Regions from separate parts of the Homo sapiens genome. Here region 1 is linked to region 2. The links are chromatin contacts, found by Hi-C in ENCODE. All regions are on one chromosome and are shown on one strand. The core of a region is the stretch at or near the end of the contact, and the rest is flanking DNA. Distances in the headings are between cores, read along the strand shown.

Region 1 (5,292 bases), core at 773-3,272, 180 kb after region 2:
TGTATGTAAACTATATGATAGACTAAAACCTGAGTCAAGTATAGGAAAGCACCAAAGAAATCCCAATTCAATGAGTCCATTTCAACACCTTATTCAGCTAAAAAATTATTTTTCTAACTCAAGGGAAAGTCATTGTTTCATTTGGCTACTGAAAGATTTCTTTTTAATCTGAAAATGATCCTGTGAAGGCAAAGCTTTTAAATATTTAAAGCAAATCCTTCTTTCAAATGCTCTGAATAGGCCAACTTATCCCTAATAAAAGTAATGAGCTCATTATGCTAAATGGTATCACATATTTTACCTGGTTTCATTTTGCTGATCTAATAGTATATGCATACATTCCTCTTTAATTGTTAAAACTATATATGAGCTTATTTGAAGCTTTTCTCTAGTATTTAATGCCTGGGCAAGGAGGAAGAAGACTTAAAATATGCACAAACACAAAATCTGGTTGCCAAAGTCTTCAATGCTTATTTAAGAATTATACTTCTTTAGAATGTGAGTGAAGAAGCTCTCAGCTCTCAAAGCATATTCACCTATGTCAAGTAGTTTTAAATATGCTATTTCATGATAATAGAAAATGAGATTGTATACGTTTCCTTTAAAATGTTTACTTAACCACAATAAAAGGTTAGACAGATTTCCCAAGTGAACTTAGTTGTGATACCTGCTACAATGTGAAAATTTAAACACACTTTTAACTTAGCTTCCACTCATTTATCATGTTTGACACAAAAGTCAAAAGCCCTTTTTACGTACTAGTTAAGCTTGACTTAGAAAATACAGTATTTTTTTGTAGCAGTAGCAAGGTATGAATGAAAACCCTGAACTAGAGGAAGAAAGTGAAAGAAAAAAAAGTAAAGCATTTATGCAGTCCACAGTTTTCTAAAAATATAACTAAGGATTTTAAATTTGGCATTTCATTTTGAAATTTATGCTGCCTACTGCTAAGGCTTCAAACGCATATAAGCTTCATTAAGTTAAGTCATATGTCATACATTCTTGAAACATTGTATAGTACTTTTGGGGGGGGAAGGCAAATAAAGAGAAAAAGGAAAAGAAGAAAGAAAGATAATGTACCAAAGGATACTTTTTGAATAGCTTAACTATAATAATATTAAAGAAGTTTCCCTCTGCCAAATATTTGTAAAAGTTGGTCTTCAGATTTTTTTCCTTTTCATAATTATCTCCTAAGAAAACAAATACAGGTATTAGTTTGTTTTTCTAAAGAATGCAGATTTTGAGCACATCACCAACCAAAATCATTATTTTTAAATGCAAATGTCATTAATATTATACGTTTTGCTACAAAAAACAGTAATATTTTTCTTTGTTAGTTGTTCATTCTTTTAAGATATTCAGTCCAAAGATAGTCTATTACTGTAATGTAATCTGAGGGTGGTCTTTCTAAGATGAATGTGGTAACACTGTGATGTTTATTCTGTGGGAAATCTATTTCAATGTCTAATTAGAAGCTTTTAAAAGTTTGACTCCTTATTCCTTTGTAGAGATACTCTCAGGAGGGGAGTTGGTTTTGTCTATATAGATGTTATCCTACACTTGTATTTTAGTTTATGTAAAGTTCCAAAAATGTACACTGCTTTTCTCACACTTTTTGCATGCTTAAAAAGTTAATAAATTTGGAAAACTGCAAAGGGCTTCAATTTTGAAAGTGTTAAATGAATATCTGAAAGATCTGTTCAGCTTCCGATGCTTTTGAATGCAGGCTAGCCTCTGGCCAAATCTTTGAGCACCAGGCGTACATTTTCAGGCATAAAGCCTTGGCTAGAAGGGAGGTTTTTAGGCTCAAATCCAGAAATCAGCTGTCAAAAAACTAGATCTCAGTTTAGAACCTGATTCACTGCCCCTGCTTCTTACAGATCAACATGATAATCAACTTCAAATTTGCTAACAAGGGCTCTATTCATGGATATTTCAGCTAGTCTTGCAGATCTTCATCTTCCTGTTCCTAAGTGGGAGGGAAGGGAAGTGTTGCTCGTAAGTTATTCATCAAGTTATTCATCAAGATCAAATCTTATAAATATGTAACAGCTTTCAGCATCTGGACAGGACTCAACTGCCCAGGCACTTGAACACTGATTTCAAATATTGCCAAAAGGAAACCACGTCTGTTGGCATAGTGAAATACCAGGGCTGGGCAAGTCTGAACATGACCTGCTGAGATTAAAGCTCATGATCCAAAAAAGCTGCAACTCTTAGAGCAGGAAAGGGCAGGAATCGGGTTTCCTTCTGACAAGGTTTAGAAGAGCAAGTCTGGTGCAATCTGCCCTTGTGAATGGCTCAAATTAACCGAACATTATTCCTTTCATATAAATTCTCTAGGCTGTCACTGCATTCTCCAAAGCAGTCGATTTCACTGTTTCTGACAGACTAAAACAGATATTTTGAGTGCATTGTAATTAAACAGTTATTTCTATACGTTTTCATTTGTGTCTGCTATGGATGCTTTCCAATTCCAATGTTACTAAAAAAATTAGGTAATTTTATAGAAAACTCAGTTAAGATTATTTCCAATTTCTTGGCCATGCAGAATTAGGTTTAATTAACATCACTTTCACTCTTAGAGAAAGATACACCCATATGGGCAAAAGTGATTATTTCAACAGCAAATTTATATAGTTAAAAATTATTATGGTGTGGGTTCTTTTAGGTTCTTGTTTTCTTGCTATGAATCCTGCCTTGAAAACTATGAATTCTATTTTATGTTGGGTCGTTGCCATTTTTCATAGTTCTTAGAATTGTCTAGGCTTAGAAAATGCAAAGTCATATAATACTGACCCATGGGAGATACTGTAGACAAACATTTTTGTAGAGGATCCCCTTTTTCTATCCCTAACCTGGTTTTGCAGCTATGATAATTTCTTTTGAGTCCCAAAATCAACATATTCCAAGTATTAGGTTTGAGTAAGCAGTGATTTTTGTAAAATGCAATGAAGGACTTCATCAAAATGATATTTTTGAAGATAATATATAACTGGAATTTTCAGAAGTATCCCCCTTTCAATTTTCCACACCCACTGGGTTATAACTAAGTTCCTCCTTTTGTATATATTATTATTCAATATATAAATATGCTCAAATGATAAGAAAATGTATTGAATATATCACTGATGAATTTTAAACTCTACCCTTTAGAAGCTGTGGCAGAAGAATCTGAAACATTAGCTGTTAAGAAAATTAAATGAGGTTCTAATCTGAAGAGGGAGCTTACCTCTGGATTTTCTTCCAAAAACAAAAGCCTTGCCAAGAAGTTGCCAAGTTGGCCTATATAGATCTTCTAAGTCCAACTGCCATCTCTCTGGTTCAAGATATCGAATAAGGTCTTCCAAGGTACTAAAGGCAGTTATAGCATTATTAAGCAGGTCCAGTGGCAAAGCTGAAGGGGGTAGCACTGAAGGACTCACAGCTTCTGTGAATTGCTGAAAGTAAAATGAATCCTGTGTTAACTGTTTTAAAAACGACAATGTATTCCTTCTGGACATATGCAAGAAATTATAAAGACTGAGGCTGGAAATATGTGTGAAGGGAAATTGTATTGAATCCAATTAGAAATAACTACTCTGCAAAGACTTCATGAAGATGAACTCTGATAGATTTCCTGTAAAATCAATGAGAAAGACATTAATTTTCATTACCACCAACCGTGAGGGATATGGATATCTTTTGGTCATATAAAAGAATTAAAAATATCTTCATGGTTCAATTACAAACTTAGAATGAAAACTATAATACAGTTTACCAAATTTTCCTTTTCTTTTCCACTTTTCATTTTCCTTAATCTGAAAAATTACCTGGTAGTTATGCAAATTAGTGTCACATAAATTAAAAATGGAATAAGAAATAATTAACCCAAAAGATCTAGAACAAAATAGTTAGAAATCATTTGACATTAAAGAACTTATTAATCAAGATAGAAAATATCTAAATCATAAAAGATCAGCTTAATAAATTGCCTACAATATATTTTTAATATAAAATGCCTAATAAACAAGATTAAGAGATCGGAGGGACACTGGAGAACACACTGACAAACTATGTGACTGTCATAAGATTAGTATCCAGAATATACAAAAATAAAGACAAATGCAATGGAAGAAAAATGGGCATATTACAGATAAAAAGCTTGAATGGTCAATAAACATATGAAAATATGCTGAACTTCATTATCAGAGAAATCCAAAGAGAGATATTATTTCACATACGAAAAAAGGATACTTTTTCACACAGATGAGATGGGCAAGAATTTTAAAAAGGATTACTGAGGATGTGATTAAATTGGAACTCCTCTGCTCTGCCTGCAGAAGTTAGTGTACGTAGGCACAACACTTTAGCTGATGTAACTGATAAGCACTGAATATTCTTTCACTTATGCACATGGAAATATGTTCAATGATTAGAAAGACTGGAAGCAATCTAAATGCCCACATATAGGAAAACACTAACACATCGGCTCTTCCTTTTCATTCTCATTACTTCCATCCTGGGCTCCATACTAAAAACATGTACTATAAATAGCAGCTTCTAACCTTATCTCCTTACCTTTAATCATTTTTCTCTCCTTTTGTTCTATGCTGCATAATCCTGGGTTAATCTACTAAATAAGATATTACTGATCCTATGATGAATTTGGACAAATGCCTATGTGATTTCTCATCTGGAGGATAAAATCCAAATTCCTTACACAGCATTCAGAGCCCTCAAAAACTGACCTCTGCTCACCTTCCACTCTAATCTGCTACTCATCAGAGACATGCATATTTTGTTCCAATCAGTCTAGTCTCTTCACTGACTACTGCACATATAATATCATCTCAGACTTTGTAACTTATGCTAAATCTGTCCCCATACCTGACATGCAAAAACTCTCCCCCCGTTGATCCACATCATAAATCTTTACCATTACAATGACCTTTTCAAAAATCCAATTCATCCATGAAACCTGGCACAACAGGGTCATCACTGTCCCACAGCCCTCTGTGGGCTGCTCTGTGAGCACTTGGCTTGAAGAGCAGAAGCTGCCCAGTAAACTAGGAAAAGGAGCACCTTTCCTCTGGACAGGCACAACCCTCGTGGGGCTCCTGGCTTTGTGGGTGTCCCGCTGCCCACAGGGGAACATTCTTACAGGGTATAATCGGCAGAAATGAACGTGGCAGCCTTGGGCCAACAATGATTTCATCCTTTTTTTTTTTTTTTTTTTAACAAAAGTTTATTGAGTAACTACAGTGTTCCAGGGCCTGTGTGTGCATTATGAGAAAAGCACAGTGGAATGAC
Region 2 (5,190 bases), core at 388-2,887:
TTTGATTGGGTTTTGTTTCCTTGCTATTCAGTTGTTTGAATTCCTGATATATTTTTGATATTAGCCCTTATCAGACGTATGCTTTGCAAATATTTTCTCCCAATCCATGGGTTGTCTATTCAGAGGTCAATATTTTTATTTCTAATTATATGGAGTTTATAAATTATCTAGACGCAAAATTATATATTTGTTTTACTTGTTTGGCATTTACTGTGTTATTTTTATTTTTCTCATTTTTGCAATAAATATTTACAGTCCTTATACCTTGTTTTGGAGCTAGGAGGAAAACTTTATTAAGTCATCCAAGACAGAATTAGAGTGACCATCAATATGAAGACTCCTTCCCACAGGATAGGCAGAAACTCAAACTTACAAAAGATACAGAAAAAAAAATCTATCCTTTACAACAATCCAAATTATTTTAAACTCATTTTTAACTTAACTTTCCACAAACAATATATTTTCCATATTTTCTAAAGGTCTATTGGGGGAGCCAGAGTCTGTGTAATATGCTCAGTCCATCATCTTGAAACAATTCCAAAAAAACATATCTTCATTTTCTAAACTCCTAATTTATCTACTTTTCATATGGCATTTGCCACTCTCTACCTTGTGCTTCAATTATCTGAGCCATTGTCCTCTCTCCCCTACTAGCTCCTATAGTGACAAGTAGACATGGCCATAGAGATGCAAGGTGAGCAGTTGTGTTTATTAAACCTTCATTACGTTCAAGAAACATCACATATATTATGTAGCTTAAGTGTTTTATAAAACATTAAATTAGTATTAATGTTGTTTTGTTACACAGATGAGAAAACTGAAGCCCAGAGAAATTATAGTACATTACTTTGTGTTTCTCTGATTTCAATGCTCTAAATCTTTCCACGAGGCAGAGACTGGATTTATTTTTGAATCCTCCACAGAGCTGAGCATAAATCTTCATCCATAGAAATTCTCAATAAATGAAAGAAGGTAAACATCTTGATGATACTCTTACTTTATACATCAAATAACACTTGTCACCTGTGTTCTCTGGAAAGTTGGAAACTTATTTTTATAAATGGCTATGCTGTGATCACACACACACAAAAAACATTTTTTTTTAAAAAAAAATGTATCTAGAGTGCAGGATGAATAAGGTTAAAGCACATTAGCAATGCTTGAATACTTGAAAGAGTCAGAACTTTAAATATTTCCTTTTAATTATGTATTTAACCTATATATATATAAATGTAAACAAATAAAGAAATAATCTTTATCCTTACCGACTATAACTCACTTATAATCTAAAATACAGTGGAATTGATTTGTTTTGATTGAGAAATTCAGTTAGTTAACAAAGGCTGATTTCACACCTGTTGTGTGGTCTACAGTGTAGACTCTGCTACTTGAAGACTAAGAAAAGACTTTCTAAACATGCATGTTGCTAGTAAACACTACCTTCTAACACCTTTACCAAACAGATGACTGCATGGGCCTTTAAAATATACAAATTATGTTCAAATGAATAAACACCACAGAATTAACCTATTTTAGTAAAACAGGTTTATTCTACACAAACATTTTATATCTGCTGTAATAAATCATACTTTATGCCAGCTGACATGTTGTGAGCTGCCTACGGGGAGCCCACATGGCAAGTACCAGAAGGAGGACCCTGGCCAGCAGCCAGCAAGAGACTGAGGCCCTCAGAACAACAGCCTGTGAGGAACTGAAGCCTGACAACCACCAAGAATGAGTTTGGAAGGATCCTCTCCCAGTTACGTCTTCAGATAAGACTGAAGCTCCTGCCAACACTTAAACTGCAGCACTATAAGAAACTTTGAGGCAGAAAACCCAGCGAGGTAGGTGTGCTCTGATTCTTAACTCAGAGAAATGATCTGATCAGAAATATTCATTTTTTTCAAACCAGTAAGATTTGATGTAATGTGTTGCACACCAAAACAGTCTGTACTGACTGTAATACAGTTGGTAACAGAAAATAACTGAACAGGGGCAAAAATAAATATCCTCTTTCAAACAATGATTCATAAAACTGTTTGCAAAATACATACACACCCACGAACACACATACACACACACAAACACACCACAGTAGAGTGATTAAGAGCATAAATTCTGGAGCCAAAATGCTAGGTATAAACCCCAGTCCTGCTACATACAGCTGTGTGTCCTGGTAAAGATGTTTTAACCCCTCTCTGTTTCCTCATCTACAAAATAGAAAAAGCAACAGCAACATTTTCTCTGATTTGTAGTAAGGATCAATGTGCTTAGAACATGACCGTACACTGTAATCACAATATAAATGTGAGCCATTCCCATTATTTTGGCAGCTAGTATTGTGCCTGCCATATAACTCTTGGTCAATAAACATACATGTCCCCCTACAGTCACATTTGATCAACCTAACATAATTGATTCCCTGAGAAGCAATTAGTTCTGAAGCTAAAGCATATCCCATGGTCTAAACTCAATATACCTTTGAGTAGAATTCTGAATTGAATTTTTTTATTGAAACTTCTGCTCACACCAGTTGAGAGCTTAATTTTATCATCTAGGCAATCTGAGCAGGTGGCTGATTTCTGAAGCAGCCTTTCTACAAAATCAATGAAGCAAAAGAAAGGAGTGAGAAGACTCACGAGAAAACACTCATAAGAAAATAAGATTTAGAGTTTATGTAAAGCAGCCTTCTTCCAAAACAGGATTATTGGTAGGGTGGGAACAAAAGTAGGAAAGAGTAGAATCAGGTCAATGAAATTTTTATGTGTTGTATACTGACATTTTTACCAGAAATTTTTTTTAACGCAAAGCAGGGCATGCTTTTCATTGACTTTTCCTCCATCACTCTCATTGTTTCCTCTTCTTAATGAGAAAACAACTATTGCACTGCACAAATATCAGCCTAGATGGGGATGGAGACCCATCGAAAGGTGGAAATGCTTCTTAAGCCTTAGAGAAGCATCCACAAGGACCAAGCTCAGGGTAGACTCTTATCTAAACCTTGTGGGTGTGTGAATTTCAAGCCACAAGTCTTGTGAGAACAGATTGAGGCACCGCATTCCTGGTATTCCTCTCCAGTGGGACCAGAAATACCCAGGGTGAAAGTTTCTCATGTGCTTCTTGCCAAAATACTACACTCCAAACTCCCACAGTACTCCCTTCTGCAATGAATTCTAATTTGTTTCAAAAATAAATCTAGTGCTTACATGGGGGGAAAAAAAAACTCCTCTCTGCTCAATGATATTGAGGTGCAGAATCAAAATGAGGTTCAAAAAATAATAGTCCAGAAGATAAAATCTTTGGTAATTTGAATCTTATTGTAGTAAATATCTTCTGGGTAAAGGTTTTTTTTTCTTTTTTTAAGTTTCCTATTGAATGACTTCTCCAGGAGTCTGCCACAGAGTATATAGGCAACAACTACCTCATTTCTAGGTCAGCAGAGATTCTCTGCATATACAGAGAAAGTCGGCATCCAAGTCCCAGCATCTGTCTGTCATTAGGCAGACCTGTGCTTAAAGCCACAAAGAGAGTAAATGATTTTCATCGTCAAAACCTAAAATAATCTAGAAGCAGCCTAATGAAAATCAGTCAGCTGTGCTGATTATTTTAATGTGCTTTTGGTGTAATTTTTATGGGAAATAAATGTATTAGAAGAAATCCTGAAAGTATTTTTGTAGGAAGTTGCTTATATTGTCTATTAATATGAGGATGAGGAAGAAGTGGAAAAAGGGGAACATTAGCAATTGCTCAAGAGGGTAATGCAAACTTTACAGCAATAAATTATAACCAATTTTACATTGTTTATGATTAGGAAGGCAAATAACCAAAAACAATGGACTCTTCTCTTAGAGAACAGGATAGACTTTATCGAGTGAGTTGAAATGCATTACAGAGTTCTGCTATCCAATAAAACATACTACACCAACTGGCAGGGCACAGGAAATGCTCCCAATCCAAGCTTGTCTTCAGTTAAAGGAATTTGACTTTAAGCCGCAAGCGTACATTATTTTTATAAAGGGTCTTAAAGAAATGGGATTAGTGATAAGACAGTCTGGTTTGCATCTGCATAGGATCTTCTTGTCCAGGTAAAGTGGACCATATGGAAGAATGCTCTGGAACTCCTTAGACATTGAATTTCTCAGTTAAATACAAAGAATTTATTTTAGCTAATTAATTTAACCTCTTACTTTGTTATATTTTCATAAAGCTAATTTTAAAAAATCCTAGAAACTAACCTGATGTTATTGTCACCTATTATTTTGCCCACTATAATGCATAATGGACTGGCCAGTATACTTTTAGCAGCAATAAAATGAGCTGAAAAAAAACCTATAAAATATATGGAGTGGAACATTGTTCCCTACAAGGACAAATGATGGCTATTACATTTTCCAAAAACTACTACTGTTGAATAACTCTTTGCAAAGTCGATTTTGGACCATCTCAGAAATGGTGCCTTTCCTTCTTTTCAACAGTAGGTAAGAATGATGCCTTAGGTTTCCCAGAAGGACTAGCTGGAGTAGAATGCATCCAAATAGCAAAGTTACTTGCCAAAACATTGAAAGACTTCTGCTTGCAAAATGGGACTTTGCATGCGCTGTTTACTCTCTTTCCATGTGAATGGAGTTTCCAATCCAAGAAGTCCATTTGGATGCAACAAGTCACTAAAGAATAAAATCAGCGAGGTTGGTCTAAACATGTTTGTCTATTGCATCTGATTGCAAATTATGTTTGCTTTATTTCATTGTATTCACTGTTCATATTGAGATTGCTTAAAGTCCAAATCTACAATACATTTGGAAGATTCCTAGACTTCTTTCACATTTTCCGTGTTAGCAAATGTTCCCTTTACCACACTCTTTCACACACACACCTGTAAGTGTAACTGCTCTTAAAATTGGAAAAGCTGAAAGAAAACAACTCCTTTTAGAAATGACCCAGGTCAGGAGGCTCCTGGTTTTTATTGCCACTTCAAAGCCAAACCAGATAAACTGGCTTAAGGTACTACTTTGGCATTGAACAGAATTCAATACAGCTGTCTGAGTAGCAGAAGCTTTGAGGTCATAGTAATTTTGCTTGAAAGGCTCACCCCTCCTCCATATATGGCCGAGTTGCTGTGCTTCCTGTTCTTTTGTGCCAAGAATTCCTCTCCTGTCCCCTGACCCAGCAGACTCAAGACTTCTAATTGTG

What was found. A loop is a pair of places that touch in the nucleus more often than their neighbours do.
Region 1: a map of MCF 10A shows a loop between it and region 2 (2.1-fold over the local background). The contact joins two enhancer-like sites. A Hi-C loop is called at or near these places in 3 of 168 maps with a recorded cell type or tissue (MCF 10A, chondrocyte and mammary epithelial cell).

What each region holds. Positions count from the first base shown.
Region 1 is chr4:156,769,454-156,774,745 of GRCh38, forward strand. PDGFC (platelet derived growth factor C) reads right to left here. Exons shown (of 6, transcript NM_016205.3): 4 at 3,233-3,440. Among named protein-coding and RNA genes, the nearest start is that of LINC02272, 130 kb to the left of the region's middle. RefSeq lists enhancers at 1,785-2,286, 1,944-2,238. Within about 2 kb of position 2,023, at least 11 of the 41 ENCODE cell types and tissues checked have a DNase peak (open chromatin) inside an H3K27ac peak, as active enhancers do.
Region 2 is chr4:156,593,179-156,598,368 of GRCh38, forward strand. No RefSeq gene overlaps it. Among named protein-coding and RNA genes, the nearest start is that of LINC02272, 47 kb to the right of the region's middle. RefSeq lists an enhancer at 5,037-5,190. Within about 2 kb of position 1,638, at least 3 of the 41 ENCODE cell types and tissues checked have a DNase peak (open chromatin) inside an H3K27ac peak, as active enhancers do.